Linked DNA regions of Mus musculus: region 1 is linked to region 2. The links are chromatin loops, found by intact Hi-C in ENCODE. Cell type or tissue: gastrocnemius. All regions are shown on one strand. Each heading gives the region's core, and the rest is flanking DNA. Links, peaks and the distances in the headings are about the cores only. Region 1 overlaps Mrc2 (mannose receptor, C type 2). Region 2 overlaps Tlk2 (tousled-like kinase 2 (Arabidopsis)).

Region 1 (12,495 bases), core at 4,223-8,222, 77 kb before region 2:
GCAGTTCCCTGAGGCCTCTTGGCAACACCCTCCTAAGGAAAGTCAGGCCTGCGGGAAGATCTGGGCACTTTCTTCTCATGCTGGACCCTCTTCAATCCCTCATTTGTCCTCTTCTGACTTCCCTGAGTGTCTCCTTTCTGCCTTCCCTCACGATGCTAGTTCTTTACCTCAGGTCTGCCAGAGACTCCTGCCCCACTGGTCCAGGCAGCTTGACCAGGTTTGGGCGGCTCTGTTCCAGGATAGCCATGTGGTGAGGCTGGCTGGCTCCTTGCCCCTGTGGCCTCAGAGAGCTGCCCACTGGGCCAGGCCTGCTCTGCCAGGGTACCTGGGAGGAGGCCATCTCTGCTTTGATAGGAGATAGGGGAATGCTGTTCTCTGGAGAGCTGCCCTGTCTTCCCATTCATTCATGGATTCATTGAGCTGTCACTGAATATTCAGGTGCTCGAAGCTGGGCCAGTTCAGACCTGCAAGGGAAAGCTGGGCTCCGTGCCTGGTAGACAGTGCCCTTCGCTCAGGCCTGGGACAGGTCTCAGGCCATCTGCCACTCAGCAGGCTCCGCAGAGAACCTGGCACACAGAAGAGATGCTTCGTGGTCAACTGAACTGAGCCCCACCAGAAGATAGAAGTCCTTGTCACATGTTCTAAAACTAGAACTGGCTGGGAGCCAGAGGGCAAGTGGCCAGGTCCAGAGCCTTCTTCCTGACCACTCAGAGAACTACGGGAACATTCCCTAACTCTTCTGCAGGAAGGCTTAGAACATACTCTCTGGGGAGCCCCCAGGCCTAAGAGGCTGTAGGACAAACTTGGATTGAATGTGGCCTCTGGCAAGACTCCAGTCACCAGAGAAAGAAAAGGAAAAATTAACTTGTCAAGGTTTGGGGAGTCAATTCATGCTTGCCCTGGAAGGGTGAGGGCCTGGGTTCGAATCCTCAGCACCCACATAAAACCCAGGAGCAGCAGCTGCCTATGCTCGTAACTCTTGGGGGTACAGATAGGTAGATTTCTGGGGCTGCTGGGGTCAGTAGGCTTGCTTACCCAGTCAGCTGCTGGCATGCACATGCTCTCTCTCTCTCTCTCTCTCTCTCTCTCTCTCTCTCTCTCTCTGTCTCTCTCTCAAATAGATGGGTGGCACTGGACATTTGGAGCCTCATTCCTTCAACTACTCAAATGACCCAATAGAGCTCACACTGCTTTTTACCACGCTGCTTCCTTCTCTCTCAGGGCAATGGTCACTGGCATCCCTGCCCTCAGAGCCGCTCCCAGCAGCCTGAAGAGCAACCCTTGAGCCACAGCTAGTAGCAAAGCACTCGACTCACAAAGGGGCTACTCTGGCCTCTGTTTGGAGAGCAAATCACTTGAAGGTAAAGTGGGTTAATCATTAAGGACCTTACTTTGGATTGACGGTCCCTTCCGTCCCTTCCGGAATGCCTGGCCTACCTATCTCCCATGGGTCTTGTGAGAGCTGCAGAGTAGGGACAGCTGGAGGAGCCCACACACACACACACACACACACACACACACACACACACTCAGGAATGCAGCTCACGGACTCTCTAGAGTTCTTCTGTCTTGGGCGGTCCCACCCATTCATCCTGCACATCTGATCCCGGCAGAAAGCAGCTGATCTGCTGTCCCCCTGGGCAATCCAGATCCCATGTTTCCTAGTGGCTTCCCCCAGCCTGAATCAAACATTGGAAAGAGACTCGGAAAACCATCATGGCAGGAGCGTCCAGGGTGGATGGGCAAGGGAAGGAGCGAGAACATTCAATGGGTGTCTTTATGTATTCTTTTCACTCCTTTAGGCTCTGAACCACATGACCACACTGCCTATCCAAAACAAGTAGAACTAAGATTTTAAAAGTCCTGGACAGGGTAAGCCTGAGAACGCACAACGCCTCTAAACCACCGCTAGTGTTCCAGGCCAAACCAGCCACCATCTTCTGAGGTCTTAATGATTGCAAGGGCTTCCTCTGCTTCCCCTCCCCCATCTCCCATCCATTGTCTGTGTCCCTTACCGCGGTTACAATGAACTTGTTAAAGATCAGATCAGCCATTCCCACTGGCAGCCTTCCTTACAGTATCCACCATGCCACTGCGTCCTGGCCTGCACCCACTCAGCCACACTCCTGCAGTCACCCTGTCGGTCCTCTGAGACATTAGGGACCCTCTGCTCCCACTCTGGTCCAGGTATTCATATTGCTCACCCTACACACACACACGCACACACACACACACACACACACACACACACACACACACACACACAATGTAATAAAAAAAAACTTTAGAAATAAGAGTAGCAGTTAGCATTTATGGAGTGCTTACTGCATGCACTCAGAGGCACTTGGTAAGGACACTCACCACATCCTTAAGCATCTTTCCGACAGCCCAACCCTAGGAGATCCTCTACGCCCTATTCAAGCTGATGGGACAATGAGCTCAGGTGCCCAAGTTCACACGCTTGTAGGCAGGGACGACTTGTCTCCTGAGGAGAGCCAAAAGCTCAGAGGCAAAATGGCAGGCTACAGAAACAACTGGACAGAGCTGCCATCTGTCCCTACAGGGCTGCGGGGGTCAGACTCTGCAGAGAAGGAGGCACAAACGCTGACTTCTCAAGCCTCTGGAAGGTTTTTATTTGTTTGCTATTCTTTTTCTCTTTTTCCTTCTTTAAAAAAAAAAAAAAAAAGACAAACAATAATAGCACATTTCGAGAATCAAGAACTACAATAGAGGGTCCGCTTTGAGTTTTTGTTCACATCGTCCTGCACTGGGACACGGGGACTGGCACTCTCCATCCTGGCTGGGACTCTCCTCTGGAAAAAGGTGCTGAGTGGTTCCATGAGTTGGTCTCCTAGGCCACACCAGATGGTAGCACCTGGTGCTGTCCCAGGTTACAGCCTCACCAGCGCCCCTCCCCCTCCAAACCATCTTCCCTCTCTCCAAGCCAGAGCCAGAAGCCGGAGACATTAGGGAACTTATTTTGGTCCCCACAGGGGACTCTTTCAAGGACAGAGCCCTCCCCTGACCAGCAGGAGATGACACCCTGTGAGTGGATAAGGTGTCTCTCCGAAGTTCCATCTCTACTCCAGCAGACACCACACCGGTGCCCTGGTTTGTACACCTGAGCCACCTAGGCTCCCTCCTGCCATACCCTAGGTCCATTCCAGCAGGCACAGGAGTGACAGATGCTTGGCCAGCCTCTTCAGCTGACCCCCACCCAGAGAGAAAGAGAGAGAGAATGAGAGAGAGAGAGAGAGAGAGAGAGAGAGAGATCACCCAAGTCCCAGGGCCATGGCTCAGAAGGAGGCACTGGGTGGAAAAAAAGGCACGAGGGCAGGGTGAGGAGACAGAGCTGATGTAGCCGAGTAGGAGAGGTGACAGAGAGCCACCCCAAGGGACGGGGCAGGCTTTCCAGGCCTACAGATAGGAAAGAATCCTAGGCTGCAGGTCAGCAGGTTTAGGCTCAGGGATCTGGGGAGGAAAAGACATGAATAAGCTCATGTCCCTTCTCATATTGCCTCCAGTTGCCATGGGGTCCAGGTCCAGGTGACACGATCCCAGGCCCAAGGGAAAGGGGAACATGACCCACTGCCAAGTCTCAGCCTAGCCTCTATGGTAGGCTGGGTACTCCCACCCCATGGCAAGCTATGCCCCCGGCACCCAGTAGCAACTCCCAAGGGTTGCCATCCAAAGACAACTGGGCTGATGGGTGATGGGGGCCTGCTGACCTGGGGCCCCTGCCTTACCCGCTCTGGCTCCACCCCGACCACGCCCTTGGGGCCCCTGCCTCCCCCGCTTTGGCTCCACCCCGACCACGCCCTTGGCTCTATTCTTGCTGTTCGTTCATTTCCATGTCAGACACCAGAATGTTCTTCTCGGTGGCCTCTGCGGGGCCAGAGTGGCTGCTGCGACTGTAGCGGGCCCCCTCGAAGGACCCACGCTCCGCACTCTGTCGGCGCCGGTAGAGGATGAGGGCTGCCGTCATCAAGGCCAGGAGGAGCAGCACCGCTGTCAGCACCACCACCAGGGCAACCGGGCTCTCGGGGAGGGCTGCTGAGATGGAGGTGGGGAGTTCACATCAGGCCCCAGTCATGACCACAGGGACAGAGGAGCCAGCGAAAGAACCAGGCCGGGGCTCGCTCATTCCCTCCACTCACCTGATGGCAAGAAGCTGTTCTCTTCCACTGTAGGAGAGGAGAGAGCCAGAGAATCACAATCAGTCCTCACAGAAATCATAGTCACAATTTAAATAAGTGCCTGTGAACTGCTTTGTGAATGTCACCTTGCAGAGTCACTGAACCTCCCAGGACTCTAGGACCTGGCTTCTACTATTTCCGTTCTATATATGAGGAAGCTGATGGGACAGGTGTGTGTGTGTCTATGTATGTGTTCTTATAGGTGAATATAAGCAGATACTTGTGAGTGTGCATGTGCGTAGAGGTCAGAGGTCAAGGTTATTGCACTGTGTCTTCCTTGATGCCTCTCTACCTCGGTGTTTTGAGGCAGGGTCTACCACTGAACCTACAACGTATGGATTCAGCTCATGGCTGGTGAATGAGCTCCAGGGGCCTATAAAACACAAATACACGTCTCCCTTTCTGTCTTAGGGTTACAGGTGATGGCACTCAATGTTGGGATTTTATTGGGGTGCTGGGAATCTTAACTCGGATCCTGGTGCTTGCGTGACTTTACCAAATGGACTATATCCCCAGGCCTCAGAGTCAATACGTGAGTGTCCAGGGCTTGACCATCCCTTGTCCCTAACCACTATAGAATGATGGGGCTTGCTGTCCTCTGGGCTTATGTGTACTTTGGAAAGTTGAGGCCCTGCGTCAGTCCTTGCTGCAAACTAATGTACTTGATGCCCTCCGGCCAAAGCAGATGCCCCTGTATATCAAGTAACCCTAGACCCAGCTGGACATCCAGCTGTGAGTCCAGCTATGGGCCCAGCTGTTGACCGAGATCCTGGCTTACCTCTAGGGAGCTTGCAGACAACTCCCATGGTGATGTTGGTACAAGCCCCGGGGCGCCACAGTCCGCTGCTGCTCTGGATCCAGTAGCAGCTGTTGTGGCTTAGCATGCTAGGGCCCAGGCCAGGGGGCCCCCAGTTAGAATAGTTCACAGCTGTGTTGTCTTGCCAGACCAGCGTGCCTCCTGTGGAAGGAACCCATTGGGAAGGTGTGGGAATGGGAATAGGTGGAAGGGGGGTTTCTAGGTGGGAGGCGATAACCACGATCCACTGCTGTACTTTCACAAGCCTGGAGACAGTGGTAAGCATCCCTCTTGCAGCCTGAGCCCTTCCCTTCCCGTACACAGAGCACCCACCTTTGGGGTTGAAGTTCATGCCCAACCAGGCACCTCGACTTTGGGCTTCAGCTGTCTGCAGGTGCTCCCAGACAAACACATTCTCCATCTCATCAAGAATGGACAGAACCGTCCCACCAGCTGGACACAAAGAAAGCCCATGTCAGGACAAGCAGATTCTCCTTATGGTGATAGACCCCCCCCCCAAACTACTTCCCCCCCCTCCCGCTTCACAGCAACCCCGGCACTCTTCTCTGGCAGCTCAAGTGCAAGATGGTGTGAATCTCAGCACTTGTGGACCGTGGGATATTCTGTAGATGACACAACATGGTCTGTGTATTAAACAGCGAGGGGAGCTTGAGATAAGTGCCTATAGGCAGAGGGGAAGTTCTTTCTCCAGGCCTCAGAGTCCCGGATCTGGGCTAGGCTGCTCTCACCCACCTTTCTGACAGCGCTGCAGCGCCTCCTTGTGGCCCAACAGCACCTCCATGTGGAAAGAATAGCAATGCTCCCTGAAGGGAATCCAGGACGAGTCAGCCAAGCCCTGAGGACAGCTGCCACGGTAGTTTATCCTTCGGGGTGGGGGCCCTGTTGGAGTGCAGAATTGAAGACGTAGCCCGAACATCTTCCCAGAACCACCTGCACCTGCGCAAGCCTTGGCCCTCACGGGTGGTACTCACCCCTGCTCACCCCACACACTGCCCCCTGCAGCTTGGTATCACAGCTGGTGGTGCGCCAGGTTCCATCCACATCCACGTAGGCACAGCCTCCCGAGTGCTGGGGCTCCTCATCTTGCCAGCTCACATAATTCAGAGGCTCCTCTGAGAGCCAGGAATACCTCCGTGAGCCCTGGGTATTAGGTAGCCATAGGTGAGAATAAAGGGAACATACTCTCAAGGTGGAAGGAGGAAGTGAAATCAAGGCAGAAGGTAGGGTGGGGGTAAGCGAGGCAAAATCTTGACCTAGGAGCCCACCTCCTCACTGGCCAGCCCGATCCACAGTGGTGTTTGCAGCCCCCGTGCAGCCTGTGTGAGGAAGGCTTGTGTGTAGGGATCGGGCACGTGTGCCAGGCTGGCATTTCGGCTCTCACACAGCAGGAGAGCATCTTTCCAGCGCAGTGGCTTCTGCAGCAGCCGGAAGGTGTGGTTGAGATAGGAGAGCTCAGCGCCCGGGGCAGGGGGTGTTGCTGCTGGGGATGGGCTTAGCGAGGGGTCTACAGGGAAAGGGGGCAGGACTCAGACCGAGCTCTGCCCCATCCACCCTTACCCCATTCCCAGGTATGAGACTAAGCTAGGGAAAACCAGACATCAGACTCAGAGCAGGTCTCCACTGGGGATGGCCAGTCGCCATCCTTATCAGTGAGCTTTCTATTTGCTAACATGCAGAAGGAGCTGGAGATGCCTTGACGTTGAACCTCAGGGGTTCTGACCCTAGACATAGCAGCATGTCACACACACACACCCCCCCCCCCCCCGCAGACCACCTGCTTCCCAAGCAGATACATGACTCTGGAGGGACCTCTATGGCCCCTGAAAAGAGATTCAATGTTTGGTTCCTTCTGGACCGGCCCAGAGCAGCTAGCCAGTGCAGGGGTGTCTCTGTGTAGCAGCTGCGTGTACCTGTGCCCTTCTGGCAGATGAAGCCATGCGTCTCCTCTGTGCAGCTCCGATCATCCCAGCGGCCAGTGAAGTGGGCTGAGGGGCTGTGCAGGATCACCGCACAGCTGGTCTGGGGGAAAAGGCTACTTAGGGGAACCTCAGTGGCTGCCCCATCTAAGGACAGCTGAGGCTGGAAGGGCGAGGTAGGGGAGAGGGGGACAGCGACAGAGAAAAGCACTGTGGTGTGGGTCCTCACCGGCTTGGTGCCACTGGGAGCAGGGCTGGGGCCAGAGGGCTCTCCTGGTGCCCAGTTGGTATAGAGCAGGGGTTCTTGTTCAATCCACTGGAAGTCCCTCTGAGAGGCATGCAGGCCAATCCAAAGGTCAAAGGTCACGTTGGGGAGGCTGGCTGTGATAAATGCTGCAGTCCCCCAGAAGAAAGGAAAGAGTGATGGGGTAGCCCCTGTTTGCTCTGCTGTAGCGAGTTGTGGGGAGACACCAGCACCTCCCCATAGGTTGACCCTACCTTGCTCTAAGGGGTTTGCAATGGTGACCAGCTGGGCTTCTTGCTGTTCACAGGAGAACTGTGCCTCTGACCATTTCACCCTGTCCTGGGGGTCCTGGCCCTGGATTCGGAAACACTGTGGAGCAGGGGATGGAATTGATACACAGCTCTACATCCCTGTCCACATACCCAGAAGCCCTGCTGGGTAGCCCTCAGCAGCTGATGCTCTGGGCTTTCATACACAGGGCGTCTGGATCTCCCTGGACAAAGCCCCACCCTCCCATCCTGGCACAGAAGTCACAAATGCCCACATTCTAGTGGTGGTGGGTGGGGAGCTTGTTATTATTTGAGACAGGGTCTTGCTATGTAGCCCAAGCTGGCCTGGAACTCAGGATCTTTTTGCCTCAGACTCCCTAGTATTGAATACTATTTATGTGTATGTGTGTGTGTGTGCGCGCGAGTGTTTGTACAAACATGCACATGTCTGTCTGTCTGTCTGCCTGTCTGACTAAGGGCCTCACATATGCTAGGCAAGCACTCTACCAATGAGCCAAACCCCTAAGTCCTTCCCACTTTTCATTTTTTGAGTTTTCGTTGTTGTTTGAACTTTTGTTTTGAGAAGTTTCTCCTTGTGGCCCCACTGTCCTCTAGCCTTCCAGGGTCTGAATTACAAGTATATACCATTGTGCCCAAATTAAAACACTAAGAAAGACAATTTTCTAAATGTTGTCAAGAAAAAGAAAACCTTTAGGTTCTACTGCAAAGGATGGCTCAGCATCAGCTGCTCCCCCCAGAAGACCTGGATTGGGCTCCACACAGCAGCAGCTCACAACTGTCTGTAACTCCAGTCCCAAGGGCTCTCATGCCCTCTTCTGGCCTCAATGGGTATTGCCCATAAGAGGTGCACACACATACATGCTGGCATAAAATTAAAAAAATAAAAATTAAGGGAAAGAATGTTTAAAATTGAACACAGAAAGAAACACAGTGTGGTTTCGTCCACATGTGGGGATGGATAACGTGCTTACTGGATAAGCATGAGAACCAGAGTTTATATCCCCAGCACGCATGTGAGTGCTCTAAGTTTGGGGGCCACTTGTCATGCCAGCACTCGGGAGATGGTGACAGATGGTGTCTAGAGCAAGCTGCTTAGCTAGACCAGCCAAATCAGCAAGCTTTGGGCTTACATGAGAGACCCTGCCTCTGTATATAAGGTTTATATATTATTAAGGAAATACCCAAGGTTAACCTCTGGCCTGTGCACATACATGCATGTGCCAACCACACCTAAGCATGCAAAAAATAAACTTCTGATGGGGCATATAGCTCAGTTGGTAAAGTGTTTGCCTGGCATGCAGAGACTCTAGGTCCTATTCCTAGCACTGCCTAAAACTGCATAAACCTGTGATTCCTGCATTTGGACCTTCAAAAGTTCAGTCATACATAGTGAGTTCAAGGATAACCTAGGTTGCATGAGACCCTGTCTCAAAAGGGGTGGCAGCACACGGCTTTAATCCTAGCACTCACAAGACAGAGGCAGAGACAGGTGGATCTTTGTGAGTTCTAGGCCAGCCTGGTCTACAGAGTGAGTTCCCAGACAGTCAAGGCTACACAGAGAAACCTTGTCTTAAAAACCCAAAAAGAAAAAAAAAAAAGTTGAGAGCAGAGTCAGTCAGTGGGCATAATGGGGACAGGGAAAGGTTGGCCACTGAGTACTGAGGTACGGTTATGTGCAATCTAGTTCTTTGGTGCTAGTGTGCAGTAAGGTAACGCCACGATAAAGTCACCTGCAGTGAGGTAACTGCAGGGCAGAACATATTGAGTATGTCAAACAGCTAGAAGGAAGGACTTGGGATGGTTTTCCTTAAAACAAGACCATGACTTCAGGGGACAGATGCATTTACCCTAATATAAGCATTATACAATGTACGAATGTACAAAATATTACATGGCATCCCCCGAATAGCTATCATTCTTGTGTTTTTATGTATCGGTGGAAAAATAAAATCAAATGAAAAATAAATGGATTTTTATTCTGCAAAACAAGAAAATGAAATGTATGTAGTCATATGTTCTTATTAAAATTGCATAAATATTAATTATTATAATTGATCAGTCACATGGCCCAAACATATTTTTGTTTTACTAATAGAGATTTTTTTTTTCGAGACAGAGTTTCTCTGTGTAGCCCTGGCTGTACTGGAACTCACTCTGTAGACCAGGCTGGCCTTGAACTCAGAAATCTGCCTGCCTCTACCTCCTAAGTACTGGGATTAAAGGTGTGTACCACCACTGCCTGGCTCTAATAGGAGAATTTTAAAAGATACTATTTTTATCTTTATCTGTTTTTAGTTCTGTTCTTGTGCATATTTGACTCCATGTGGTGATAGTTTTGTAGTATAGGAGTAACTATAAATTTTATCTGCATGCACATGTACATATACATAAATAACATATACACACAGATTGGGTACGAATGCTCAATAATTTGTTTTATTAATAGAGTTCATTATCAAAAGGCTTGACAACTATTGGTCTAGAAAACTCACCAAAGTATTTAGATAATTTTGCTCCCTGGTGGACCAACACTGAGCCACTTTCCAAGGAACCTCACTTTCATTGGCACAGAGAGGTGTGTGCGGACAGATGAAAGGTGTGGCAGAACAGCTGGGGGGATGCCTGAGGCTCAGCCAACACCTGTTCCCATCCTCTCCTCTGACTCTCCGTGTCCCTTCCCAACTCCCTACCTTATTGAGGAACTGGTTCCAACCGGAGGGGCAGCCTCCTAAGGCTGAAGGTGGCAAGTCTTGGGGCTGAGTCTCTCCAGAGCTATTGCTGCGCTTACAGATGTAGGGCAAAGCCGTATGGCACCTCTGGTCCCCCCAGTCCTCTGTGAAGGGGAAAAGAGAATGGTTACCCTAGGGTCGGGCAGGGCAGGCAGCACTCTTGGTCCCATGCCCTGAGAATATGGGCTGAGCTCAAGTTCTGTGTCCTTGGAGGCATGGACCATCCATTGATCCTTGGATATAGCCCTTCTTGGATTTGTTCACAAAGAGAAGAGACCAGTCCCCCCCCCCCCCCCACCTAGGTAACCCTTACCATATCCCCTTCTTTGTGCTGACAACACCCTCTCTGGTCCTCGTTATCCTTACCTTGTCTGGCTGTCATGTATACACACTTCTTGTCCTTGCCAATGGGTCTAGGTTTTCCCGGTGCCCAAGAGATGAAGTTTATAATAGAACCATCTGTCCACCTACAGAGTCACAGAGCACAGATTCAGCCTCCTCCATATACAGCACTGGAAGCTGTAGAAGGGGACCAGGAATGGGGCTGAAGGAGCACAGAGCCCAGGGCAGCCAGAGACCTACAGCCTCTGATTAAAGCCCCACCCAGCATACGCTAACCTCTCTCAGACGCCTGAAAACCCTTACAGCAAAGAAGTGCGCAGATCTCCACCAATCCCTGGTCTTCCTGCCTCAAAGGCCCTAATTCACGTAAGGCAGGCACTGACTAGAGTCCTGTAGACCAGCGTATGCTTGGTCCATGTCCTGGCCAGTTTTCTTTATAATGTGACCCCAGGTATGACAGGAGAGTGCCACCATCATGTAGCATCCAGTGCGTGCTAGATGCTGTAGTAAGGGCTTAAAATTGCTTGTTGTCAGAACACTGTGGTATCCAGCAGCTTTTTGCTAGGTCTTGTATCTTAAGGACATGAATGCTCTATTTTAGTGGGTCTGACTGAGAATTGGAAGTGACACTGTGACCTGTCACACAACATGCCCCCAGAGTCTTCAGAATGAGAAGCAACAACCAGGTGGACGATAGCAGATGCAGTCACTTAGCATTTTGCCATCCGAAGCTTGACAAACTAGTATCTGCATGAATACCTACATGGTATGCAAGCAATAGCACTCTGGAGCAAATCATGGATTTTTGTCATTTTAAAAATTGTACATCTAGGTAGAAACTGGCCCCATCATTGAGGGGTTAGATGGATGGCTTAGCGGTTAAGAGTGTGTACTGTTCTTCCAGAGGACTACCGTTCAGTTCCCAGCACACATACACACATGGGTGGCTTACAGGCACCCATAACTCCCACTCCAGGGAGTCTGGTGTCCTCTGTTGGACTCTGTAGGTATCTGCACACTCGTGTATAAACACACACATAGAAGCCATATATGTGAATATTTTAAAATCAATAAAAATTAAAACTATTTAAAGAAATCCTGGTAGTGGTAGCGGCACATGCCTTTAATCCCAGTGCTCGGGAGTCAGAGGCAGGCAGATCTTTGTGAGTTTGAAGCCAGCCTGGTCTACAGAGTGAATTTCAGGACAGGAAAAAGACAAATTAAAGGAATACTGCAGTATTAAAGGAATAATACAGTAATGGTTAACCTTTAAAAATAAAATAAAGCTGGGTATGGTGACTATACCTTTAATCCCAGCCCTTGGGATGCAGAGGCAAGGGAATCTCTGAGTTCAAGGACAACTTGGTCTACATAGGTAACCATGGCTATATAGTGAGAGCCTGTCTCAAAATAAATAAATACCTAAAATAATCACTGTATAACTATATAGCTATATATAACTATAACCATATATGAATATATATGTACACACACACACACATTTGTTGGTGTTTTGAAGTATTTTTTTTGTAGTCCAGAAATCAATCCCAGGGTCTCAAGAATGCTAAGCAAGCTAGACAGGTCTCACCATTGCCATCTTCAGATAAGAAAACGAAGGCCAGAAACACATCACTCAATCATTCAAGGCCAAGCAGCCAGTGAGGAGCAGAGTTGAACTCAAATGCAGGTCTATCTGTCTGTCTGGGTTTGGTCAGCGCCAACACCTCTAGCTTGGGAACACAGCAAGCCACCCCCCATGTGTGCTCCCTCCCACACCTGCTGCTCACTAGTGCTCCCACCTGAAGCGTCCGTCACTCTCCAAGGTGTGCAGGCCGATCCACCAGTGCTGCTCCTGGTCTGAGGACAGCTGGGGAAGGAGACAGGAGGGTCAAGGTGAGCGGCTCCCCTGTCCTCAACCTTGGTCCTTTCCCAGCCCATAATACTTGCTGCCTCTCGCGCCC
Region 2 (12,495 bases), core at 2,862-6,861:
AGTTTCACTTTGATCACCCCCCACTACCTCCTTTCCCAGGGTTGTGTCTACTCCAAGTGTCATTCACAAGTTTTGTCATTGGTAGTATTCTTTACTGATGGTGATAACTAGGATCACACCCAGGGTCTCAAGTGTGGAAGTGTTCTACCATGGATATATTCAGCCCAAATATATTTTTTTTTAAACATGAAGTGACACAAAAGAAACAAAATCCCTTTTATGATAGCTTTAAACCACACAGTTAAAAAGAATAGAAGTTGAGCCAGGCATGGTGGCGCACGCCTTTAATCCCAGCACTCGGGAGACAGAGGCAGGAGGATTTCTGAGTTTGAGGCTAGCCTGGTCTACAGAGTGAGTTCCAGGACAGCCAGGGCTACACAGAGAAACCCTGTCTCGAACCCCCCCCCACCCTCCCCACCCTCTGCCAAAAAAGAAGAGAGGTTTCTTTTCATGCTGTCCAAAGGAGACTTCTCGAAAATCAATCTTTTTTAGGGTGCTAAAGATGGAATGAGAGCTTCTACTAAGCTACATTTCCAGTTCCTAAAATTAATAAATGTTTTAAATCCAAATAAATTCAAGACCTAGAGATCTATGAAAGCAGAGTCTATTCTGCCTATTTAAGACAGCATCTTTTAGAAGTTTTTACTACAACAATTCCAATATAAAATTCAGAGTAACACTAAACTCTGAATTATCCGGAGATATATGTTTCTACTCTGGGTGAGACAGCGGAAAGACTAACAAACACTGCAGTAAAACCCACACAAAGACCATTACCTAACCCTCTTCTCTCCCACCACTGGCCTCTAAAGAATCTAGAGGATAGAGGACTACAACAAACTGTATGGCAGGTACCTGTGAGCATTTAGGAAATCAAAGAACTATGCTTGGAATCCTAGCCACAGCCCCGCTGGAAGGCAGAATTCTGAAGACAATAGATAAATTTCTGTAGACCCAGAGCAGCAAAGTCCAGCCTAAGGAAAACCTTCCACATTCTCTGTCAAACTTGTTTACTTCCATATTTTTCTCATCGACATATGGATGTTTACTACAGCCTATGGTAGATTATTTTACAATATATACTTGTACCTAAGACATTCACTGAAGGTGTAGCTCAGTGGCGATGAGTTTGTAGGTTGGATTTCCAGTGCCACACAAAACGTAACAAATTATCCTAAATAATGAAAGATATACAACTCACTATGACTAAAAAGGGGAGAAAAAATATTTTTAAAAAATGTAAGCAAAAGAAAAAAATGATAAGAACAGCTCTTCCAAGTGGCATTCAAACTTTCTTGGACCCTTGATTTCATAGTTGCCGGGTCTTTACTACGCTTTACCTTTGGGTACTAACAAATGTAACTTTGATTCTATTTTTTTGTTTGGTTTTTCGAGACAGGGTTTCTCTGTATAGCCCTGGCTGTCCTGGAACTCACTCTGTAGACCAGGCTGGCCTCGGACTCAGAAATCCGCCTGCCTTTGCCTCCCGAGTGCTGGGAATAAAGGCGTGTGCCACCACTGCTCAGCATAACTTTGATTCTAAAATGACTGCTGGAATATATTTTTTCTGCAAAAATGTAGGGCTCCCCCCCCCCCCAAGAGGTGGCAGGGAAGAACAGGGGTAGTGAACTCATCCAAAAGGTAGAGTGGTTAATTTGTTAAGATTTTTAGAATGTAAAAGACAGTTCAATTAAACAGTACATGTCTGGTAACTCAACTTCTAAGATTTGGTTTCTCTATAAATGAAAAATAAACTAATTTTTTCTATACTAATTAGTATTTTAAAAAACTAATTTTTTTATAATGCTGAAAACAGCAAATATAGTACTTTCTTACCAAGAGCTTTTGGAGGAATTGTTAAAAAAAAAAAAAAAGAGGCCCATTTTTATCATAATCCACATCCTCACAGAGAAGACGTGAAGCTCAGAAACAATGCCCAAAGCATCACCTGGGCTCGATTACCTCGTGGTTTGGTTTGTAAGGGTCTCACTTTGTAGCCGTGCTGCTCTTGAAGTCACCATGAAACACTTGCTTCAACTCTCCTGCCTCAGCCTTCTGAGGGCTGTTATTAAAGGCGGCATGCGCCACCACTGCCCAACTATTTGTTTCTTTATAGGTAGGATCTTTCTACATGGCACTGGCTATTCTGAAACTCATTATGTAGACGAGGCTGGCCTCAAATTCATTTAGACCCATCTACCTCTGCCTCCTGAGTGCTAGGATTAAATGTGTATGCTACCATATGTATGCTAGTTCAGAAACCCTCTATCTTATTTTTCATTATGGAAAAATATTCAAATATACTTAAAACACTCAAATAAATAACCAAGTAACCATCCTCCAGTTTTAATCATTACTCATATACATAACTGTTTTTTCCCCCAGAGTTGAGGACTGGACCCAGGGCCTTGCGCTTGCTAGGCAAGTGCTCTACCACTGAGCTAAATCCCCAACCCCATATAACTGTTTATATTATCTAATAAGTTTTGGGGGGGGGCAAAGCATTATATGATTTTTATTTCAAATTTAATTGCTGAATTTATTTATTTATTTTTTAATAAATTGGCAAAAATAGCACCAGGTAGCAATGAGACAGGGTCTCAGGGTCTCGCTGTGTACCTGGATAACCTGGAACTCACTATTTAAACCAGGCTGGCTTTATACTCATAGAGATCTACCTGCATCTGCCTCCTAGTGCTGGGATTAAAGTATGTACTACTATATATTGCATATTCTATTAGTTTTTAATAGCTATTTTAAACATATGAGAGAGAAAGAGAGAGAAAGAGAGAGAGAGAGAGAGAGAGAGAGAGAGAGAGAGAGAGAGAGGCTGTCCACACTTTTTAAAAAGAACACGCTAACACATAACAAAGCTTAAGTGCAAGTCCTATACAATAGAGGTGCAAACCTCTTTCCCAGAGGTACCAACTCTGTTCATTTTTGTGTCACTTAGTGACAGTCACTCTAACCCACACTATCTCCCAAGTCAAGTAAACACTATAAATGTAACCTCTATTTTAAACATAGAATTTCAAGGTTTTAACTTAGAAACTTACTCTTGACTATAGGCACCACTTCCCCAAGCGTACAGAGAAACAGAAACGCAGCTCACTGTCCACCTAGCAATCAGAAGCTCAGTTAGGAGAGCAGGGCTCATTCCGCATGTTCTGAATGGCACGCCCCTTCATCTGCTTCCACTAGAGCCCCTCATTACTACAAAGAATTCTAAGCCCGGGGCTTTCTCAGCCTGGGATATAGCAGCATGCTACTTACCGCTCCTGTGCTATGAGGCTTTTTTAGGTTAAGAACCATTTAGGGCAGAATGTGGCTTTGTGTAACAACCTCAGAAGGGGATAAAAATCACAAGGTCACAATCACAAAATCACATGCCCAGGCACAGGTATGCTTTGTGACTCTCACTGTAGAAAGTACTAGTGAAAAGCCAATAGCAGGCAGGAGTGCTCACAGAACTGTGAGGCAGAGCTAGGTGGGGTCAGGTGACTGGGAGAAGGATGACACAGGGCTCAGTAGAAAGGAGTCTCAAACCCTTTAGGACATGCTAACAAACAGGAATATGAGGGAATCTATAGATTTGTTGTTTTGTTTTAGGCCTATCCTTAATTCTTGACTTAACAATTCATCATCCTAGAAACAAATCCCTCATCCTATTAACACAAGGAGAGGCTTCTACTTGAACTGTTAAGAATTCAGGGCTATTTTTTTAAGGCAACTAAACAACCCTGTTCTCTGCTGGCTTGTACAGTCAGCACTGTGTAATAAACACAGATCTCCAGGGGACAGACTATACAAGCACTCTCTCAAGGGTTTTCAAGAACAGAAAGAAAATAGAAGAAAAATTGATATAGAAAATCAAAGTACTAAAAACTCTACTTCTGTCTTAGCAGACTACATCAGGATTAATTGTTAATCACTAAGGAGTCAGTATAACAGAGCCACCTCCCCACCAGCCGATTTGGCAGACTTCCTCCCTGATACCTACCAATAAGTACCAGCTCCTTGTGACGTCAGCTCCATGCCATCCACTGAATTGTAGCTATCATCATCCATGATCTTGGAAAGACCAAAATCTGTAATTTTTATCTCTCCACATGCTGTACCATTTACTAAAAGGATATTACCTAAAAAGATAAAGACCTTTATGAATAAAATGAGACTTCTTTATTAAGAGAAAAGACACACAAGAAGGGAACAAGTGAATTCTAAATCTTTGGAATAAAACAGTCTAATTCTAACTTTGGGAGAATCCTCAGTGTCCACTGGAAATTTCTATTTTCTTAGAATTGCCTGTTTAATGTGCCAAAATCCACGCTGGGCACTGGAAACAAAAATGACCTGCCAAAGTAAAATATTACTTGTACAGTTGATTTTTTAAGAAGAAGAAGAAGAAGAAGAAGAGGAGGAGGAGGAAGAGGAGGAGGAGGAGGAGGAGGAGGAGGAGAGGAAGAGGGAGAAGAGGGAGAGGAGGGAGAAGAGGAAGAGGAAGAAGAAGAAGGAAGAAGATGAGGAGGAAGAGGAGGAAGAAGAAGAAAGAGGGAAGAGGAAGAGGCGGGGGAAGAGGAGGAAAAAAGAAAGAAAGAAAGAAAGAAAGAAAGAAAGAAAGAAAGAAAGAAAGAAAGAAAGAAAGAAAGAAAGAAAGAGAGAGAGAGGGGGGGGGGAGGGGATGGGAGGGAGGGTGGAGGGAGGGAGGGGAGGGGAGGGGAGGGGAGGGGAGGGGAGGGGAGGGGAGGAAAATATGTGGGAAAATTTCACATGAACTTTCAGTGTGCTCTCTATGCTACCAAGCTTAGAACAGCAATTTCAGGAAGGTGGGGGTAGGGGAATTATAAAGAAAACATTCTTGGGAATCAAAAATGGTGCCACAGCGCCACCTATAGCAGGAAAAGTGTAGTGACTTTTCTAGAAATAGAATGGTGAGTGGCTAAACTTAAAGGTCACAGCCAATAGCTCCACATAAAAGGAGACAGGCACACACATTTAAACAGACAAAAAGCGAGCTAACAGAAATATAAAGTAAGGGATAAAGGCTCCTTGCCTTTTCCTGATGCCTACTAAGTTAAATGATAATTTAAAAAGATAAAAACTGCTTGGGTCCTTAAGAAAATGAGGCAAGGCATATGTATACTTTATCAGGGAGACCTGAGACAAACTGCTCCATTCTGTGAGTAATGGGAAAAAGCCAAAATAGAACTTGCCAGAACAGCTGTTTCTAAATGTCATCATTAATTTTCCTGGTTCAGCACACAAGGTACTATTTCCCCACCCATCCCCCCTTTCCCAGCACCAAGCGGCCCAGGACTCTTCTTCCCACGTTACCCAGGCATCTACAGTGATAGACTGTTGGGTCTTCTTGGCTCCTGTCAAATTCTTTGACTTAATAAACTTAAAAGTCATTTAATAATATCTCCTGAAAGTTAGCCATACCTGGTTTGAGGTCATAGTGTATGATGGGAGGTTTTATTTCATTTAAGTACTTTAAAGCATTCACAATCTGCATAATAATGGATCGGGCTTCTTTCTCCGACATTAATTTGTGCTGTTTTAGGTAGAAGTCCAGGTCATTCCCTTCACAGTATTCTAATACTGTACAAAACCTGAAGGCATAAACCAGCATTTAACAGTGGAGTAAAAAGCAGATCAAACCACCTAAACCACTCTCAGCAGAGCTCAGGTCTCAGAGCTTCCATTCCTTCCTTTGTTCCTAAAACTTCTTCTATTCCTTTCTATCAGCTGCCAAAGGCTCAGAGGGCGAGACACTTGCTCTCTGGGAGATGAGCTTCTGCAATCTCCATAGTGGCATCAACTGTGCCAAAGTTCATTATGGCGCATTTCTTCTAAGAACACTGACAAGAACTGTAATGTGTGTCTAGTCACCCTCTTATAGCAGGGTCTCCTCTGCATACCCATAGCACATGTCCATTATTACACAGTGATCAATCACACAATTATCCTTGCACGTGTCCAATATAAGTGTATACACTAAGGAAGAGTCTAAGTTCTGCTCAGGTCTCAAGAACTAGTTGTATACTATGTCTGGCAGAAGACTACACAAATGTGTTCCATATGGTACGGATTCTTTTACTTATATTCATGCCAATATATCGCTCATATCCCCCATTTAAAATTGCACGTTATTGTTGGCACTACAACTAATGCATCTATCTCCCCAAGTATTAAAATTGATGTATGTTTCCTTGAGCTACTTGAATATTCCTGAGAGATATATACTTTTTAAAAAAATATTCCTGAGAGATATATACTTTTTTAAAAAATCTTTTTAGGTTATGGTTTATCAGTCAGGACTTAACCAAGAAATAAAAAACACTTGAATATTGAAGACAGAGGCTTTGATTTACAAGCTGAAGATCTAAGAAGACAAACTGTCCAGTAAGGCACCCTTGTGACTAGTTACAGCAGGAAACTGTTAGCACCCTAAAGCCAGAGGGTCAGAGGAAGAAGGTGGTGCTATTCGAAGTCAGGTCACCAGGGAAACTAGAGCTATGTGCTTACTCACTGGTTGAACCCAGATGAGCGCCCACTGACAGCTTACCAGAGATGCCCCCCAATGCAGTAGAAGGAAAGGAAGTAGTAAACAGCTATAAGCTGAACTTCAAGCCACACTGCAACTGACTACAAACACACACTTGCAGAATCTCAGGACTGAACAATAAACTATAGTTTTTATGACACCTAAAATGCATGGTAATGCTCTGAGAGCCTATCTGAAATGCCCATTCTTATCTGAGATGCTGAAATGAGTCAGACTCTTTTTCTTGGATATACGTCTACACAAGGGCTGCTTGTCTGAGAAAGCTTCTGGGTGGATAGACCAAACTCTTAGACAGCCTTAGGAGAGTGATGTAACATCGACGGGCAAGACCTAAGGTATCTTATGTTCTCCTGACTCAGGCCTAACTGCAACTAAAAAAGTTTTCAAACACTGAAATGTCCCTAAACCCTGAATAAACCAAAGGCTCTGCAGCTTACTGACCTTATTGCTATACACAGGATTATCAAGAGGACCAAAGATCTTACATTAATAATTTTATTTTTTTGATATTTGAAAAGCCTGAACCCTAAGATCCCTCCCAGTTCTAAAATCCTATTGCCCAGAAACCTGTATTCCAACAACCTGCGTCACTAGGTTGTCTTTCCTTTTGTCACATTAACCATCCTGCTTTAGGATAACAGGATGATGATGTGTGTATCAGCCTCTAGATTGGGCCTGCTAGTGGCACGTCAGCAGCAACTGGAACCAGTTCCTAAGGACTGACTGCTACACTCTCGGGAACACGGTGAGCTGGCTAGATACTGTACATAAGACTAACCAGAGTGTGATAAATAGACCTGGTTATAAGAAGGGAGGAACTAATGACACCTAAATACAACAAACATATATCTGGATAAGCACCATGCTAACTTAAATAAGCCAATTACAAAGGAACACATACTACATGATTCCATGTGTGAAACTGTCCACAACATGACTTCTAAAGGTGATAGACAGCAGTGTCTGCTTAAACAGAGGAAGAGTAAAACAGAGAGGTAATAGTAAAAAGGCTCAGGTTTCTTCTGAGAGTGAAAACATCTACAATGATCTTGGATAATGCCCATGTATCTATGACACACATGAAAACTCATTCGACTGTGATGGATGAATAAGAAAGTATATAATTTAGGATAAAGTTCTCTAATTTTTAAAATTGGTATCTTAATATTGGACATAATAGAAATATTGATGCCACAGATATTGGCAATCACCTTATCCTCTCTCCCTGTCAAGCCAGTTTTTAACCAGCATGCAGTGCCCTTGTTCTTTAGTCAAGAGATCCAAATTTAAATTGTTATAACTATTTGCCTGTAAATTAATAAATGTAATTCACTTAGAGAGTATTTCCTGGGCCTAGATTTAAGCTCCATCCCACAAGTATTCAGTATGTCAGGACGATAAGGGAAGGGAAGAGGAGCAGGACTTACGAGTCAGTGTCCAGTGAAAAGTAATCATACAGCTTCACTATCCTGGGGTGGTCCAGCTCCTTGTGAATCCGGTATTCCCTACACGCATGCCTGCAAACACAAGGGAGCATCAACACAGAGCACGTGGCCCTCGCTTCTCTAGCACTTCCCGTCCCCGCATGTGCATCCGTTTGCTCCAGGAAGATACATCTGGTCATCTCACCCAATCACTCTTTCCTCAACCTATCTAGCCACTGAGAAAAATCGCAGGTGCTCAGTCTTTCTTTTTAAAAAATCTTTTTAGATTTATTTATTTTATGTATGTGAGTACACTGTAGCTGTCCTCAGACACACCAGAAGAAGGCAGTGATCCCTTTACAGATGGCGGTGAGCCACCATGTGGTTGCTGGGAATTGAACTCAGGACCTCTGGAAGAGCAGTCAGTGCTCTTAACCTCTGAGACATCTCTCCAGCCTTCAAGCATTTCTTAAATGAATGGATGTTGACTCTTCTGTGACAACCACACCTCTTTTATGCTAATACTCAATACTAAAAATCACAGTCTTCTCTTCTAAAGTAATGCTTCCGGGGACTGGGGAGGCAGTGTACTGGTGAAGAGCTTGCTTGCGATGCAAGCATGGGGAGCAGACATGGACCCAGCACCTTTGTAAACGCTGAGTGGGCATGGTAGCCCATCTGCACCCCAGCCTCGGATGATAAACACAGAGAACCCCCAAATCACAAGTTCTGGGTCTGACTGAGACCACATCTCATGAAATAAGGTGGAAGCGTAATGAAGGATGATTACTGACATTAGCTTCTATCTCCTAAGTGCTGCAATTATAAGCATGAATCACCACAAATGCCTTCACTTGAAACTGAACAAAACGAAACAAAACAAAATGACTTTTTGAGGTCACTAGATACTCTGGAGGTAAGAATCTTGCTGCCAAATCTGGCGACCTGAATTCAATTCCTGAGACCCACAGGGTGGAAGGAGAACTGAATCCCACAATTTATCCTTTGACCTACAGTGTTATTTTACTCAGAATAAGTAAAATAAATGTAACTAAAGAAGTTTTAAAACGTACCTTTCAAGTTCAAAATAGTAAAAGTAAAAGCAAAGTGTATTATATATATGAGATATGTATCAGCCACACAAAGAATTTCAAAAGAGCACCCTAGGGCCTGGCTTAGTCAAAAAACTACTTGTCTACCAAGTAACACGGTCCTGAGCTCAAAGCAGCTGGGTGCAGTGGCCAGTGGTTATGACCCCAGTGCTGGGGAAGCAGAGGAAGGTGGGTCCCTGGGGCTAACTGGTTCATCAGTCTAGCCCATCTGATGACGTCGAATGAGACAGACACACACACAGACAGACAGACAGACAGACAGACAGACAGACAGACACCCTGTCTCAGAAAACCACGGTGATGGCTCCTGGGGAACATATAAAGCTGTCCTCTAGTCTTTACATGTAGGTTCATACACTTGCACACACAGTATAAGGCATACACGCATACACAGAGTGACACACACACACAGAGTGACACACACACATACACGCACGAGCATTTGCATCATATATTTATCAAAAGGTTTTAAAAGTGGTTCTTTTTTTATAGACAGTAACTAGAAACCGCTTTAAGCAACTTAACACCATTTAAGATGTTAAAAAAAAGATGTTTGTTTAAGGAAGAAGTCAGAAAAGAGAAATTTCCTATTAAATAAATGAAAAAAATTGTTTCTGAAGCTGGTATGTTCCAACATATCAAAAAGTACACATAAAGCACGTAACTTAAAAAAATATTAAATTTAAAAACTGGGGAAATGAGGGAAGAACAGAAGCCTCCCAGTAACTATTAAAGGTTTTCCTAATGGATACTTTGGAGTTAACGCCAAGATGCTACTTTAAGTTTCACTGCTGTTTCTAATGCTTCATTTTATCATCACTGTCTCCCTATACAGAAATGACAGGCCCATACTAAGGCCGGGAGTAGCAGACACACACTAAGTGAAGAACGGAGGACCTGGGTCCTTAGACTCTGGCTTCTTCATCACTGAGTGGGAAATCTAGAGATGCATTCCTGTGGTTACTGAGCACACACAGCCTTGGCTCAAAATCCCACTGCACCAAATAGCTCTACTTAGGATTCAGTGCAATATTTTACCTTTGACAAAATAAAATTATGAACAAAAACCCAGTAACAACTTGCAACTCTATGGCAAAAAAGGGATCACTGTTCAAGTCACTTCTGGTTCAGCAAACTTCTAGACTATAATATGTCTCTTTGAGTAACTTTTGCACATTTCAAAGTACAGAGCATTTTTATTGTAAATGAACAGAAAACAAGTGGTAGACAAAGTTAAGAATGAAAGAAAGTGTCATTCAAAGTTTTCATTCTCTAAGCCAGGTGTGACTGCATACCTGTAACAGCAGCATTTAGGACACTGAGGCAGGAGGAACAGCATGAGTTCAAAGTCAGCTGGGCTACAGAATGAGACCCAATGTCAAACAACTTATACCAAAGTCCTCACCAACTACAGGAATCCCTGAAACAGCAAGCCCAACACAGCCCCTGCCAGGCTCTCAGGCTATTGCTTTGTCCTTCTCCAACAAGGCATGACTGATCTGGATCCCTCACAATCAACATTCTAATTAGCACCCAATAGATTAAAGGACTATAAATAAGAAAGCAGGAGAAATGTATACACTAAAATGTATCATTTTTTTCTTCTTATTGAATGATGTAAACAGATTTCTAGAATGCTTGCTTTTATATTGGAAAATTTAATATAAGGCTATTATATAAGGACATATAAATTTGGATATAAATTATTTTTTAATTTTCTGTGTATGAGTGCTCTATCTGCGTGTACACTTGCATGCCAGAAGAGGACCAGATCTCAGTTTAGATGGTTGTGAGAATGTAGTTGTTAGAAACTGAACTTAGGACCTCTCGAAAAGAGCCGACAGTACTCTTAACCGCTGAGCCATCTCTCCAACCCAGAATAATTTAAATAAATACAGAAATAGATATAAATTATTTTTACTAATTAAGACTGCTTAATAATTTTTCCTATTGTAGACATTTTGTTATGTTTTGGAAAATTAAAGAAATGTAGTAGGGAGGAATAGATGATCAAGTGGGTAAAGGGTTTGTTATGCAGGCTCAAGGACCCAGACTGGGACCCCTGGACCATGTGAAAAGCCTGACACAGTGACACTAAAGCCTCTGTGTTGGGGGTATAGACACAAGTAGCTTCGGGGGTTTGCTGGCCAAGACACTTGTCCAAAATGGCAAACTCCAATTATAGTGAAGATACTCTGTCTTAAATAAATAAGGTGAAATGGCTCAACACAAAAAGAACTTGCTATGTGATAATTTGAGTTCTGTCTCTGGAACATAGATGGTTGGAAAGAAATGACTCCCAAGACCAGTTTTCTGATAGTTCACATGCATGTTAAAAGTGTGCATGTAAACCCACACAATCATAATTTAAAAAAAAATTTAATTAAAAAACAAAATCCTAAGGAGGACTGAGACTAAGAAGACCACTATTTTCCACATGAATATGCACATGTACACATACATCATACACTTCCACCCTAGCTCCGCCTCACCCATGCTTTACACAAATTAAAAGAAAAATAGTAATTCGTTATTTTCATACTGCAAGGGTAATATATATATATCAAGTTTGCATTTTGCTTAGACAAGAAGGGAAAGAATTTTATATGGTGGATGTTATGCATTTATAATCCTACTTGCAATATACAAATGGAGGCAGGAGAAGTTAAAGGTTATTATCATCTAGCAAAATGCTAGCCTAGCATACTTAAGACCCTGCTCTCAATGCCCCTCTCCCATCCCCAAGAGGCAGGAATACAACTCAAAATTTAACACAACAAGAATGTTTTAAGCTTCTTTTTAACCAAATAAATTATTTTGCTCCAAACAAAAGTGGGAAATCTCCCCCAAATAGAAAAACAATTTAATAAGACCTTACTAAGCAGGGCAATGCTTACTAACACTGAAGCATACTTCCTTTTCAATGTTAATCTAATGCTAAATTATCAAAGCACGCTTCAAAATCTATTATGTACTTGACCCAAGTTCAGAGAAGTTAGACACTTAACCAACTCACCCACTTTTAAAAACAGATTTACTTAGTGAACTGGAGTGACAAATGGTTTAAGCACCATGTGGGGGCTAGAAAATACACTCAGGTCCTTTGCAAGAACAACCAGTGTCTTAACTAATGGGCCATCTTTCCAGCCCCAACTTCAACTTATCATTATTTATAGCATAAAGCTCATAGCAGGATTTCCTATCACTTAGTTAAAATCAAATGTGGAAGTGTTAAAGATTTCTTCCCAGGCAAGACTGGAGGTCATAAGAACACCCCTTTCCCAATATGTCAACTGAGAAATGGCTGACAATCTCAGGTGCCACGATCCTCCCCTTCCCCCAAGAGGAAACAGTGAGAAGGTATAATAGACACACAATTCTAGTTAGAAGA

Evidence for each region. Peaks named below come from ENCODE experiments on the same cell type or tissue, not always from the same donor. Only the 100,000 strongest peaks of a DNase experiment are listed, where the experiment ranks them.
Region 1: it touches region 2 in a loop (6-fold over the local background); 9 of 42 quality-filtered maps call a loop at or near these places.

Annotation. Positions count from the first base shown.
Region 1 is chr11:105,341,257-105,353,751 of GRCm38, reverse strand. It overlaps Mrc2 (mannose receptor, C type 2), which reads right to left. Exons shown (of 30, transcript NM_008626.3): 18 at 12,334-12,401; 19 at 10,559-10,659; 20 at 10,154-10,296; 21 at 7,428-7,542; 22 at 7,159-7,322; 23 at 6,924-7,032; 24 at 6,279-6,517; 25 at 5,985-6,153; 26 at 5,746-5,892; 27 at 5,326-5,445; 28 at 4,975-5,154; 29 at 4,158-4,184; 30 at 2,607-4,053. The coding sequence ends at 3,827. Among named protein-coding and RNA genes, the nearest start is that of Mrc2, 55 kb to the right of the region's middle. In gastrocnemius, for the core only: a CTCF peak has its summit at 5,786 (motif pointing left); DNase peaks (open chromatin) are centred at 5,040, 5,775, 6,383 and 7,147; H3K4me3 peaks cover 489 bases.
Region 2 is chr11:105,262,743-105,275,237 of GRCm38, reverse strand. It overlaps Tlk2 (tousled-like kinase 2 (Arabidopsis)), which reads right to left. Exons shown (of 22, transcript NM_001112705.2): 17 at 7,996-8,085; 18 at 5,443-5,612; 19 at 4,001-4,139. Among named protein-coding and RNA genes, the nearest start is that of Mrc2, 24 kb to the left of the region's middle. In gastrocnemius, for the core only: a CTCF peak has its summit at 4,898; a DNase peak (open chromatin) is centred at 4,891; H3K27ac peaks cover 1,820 bases.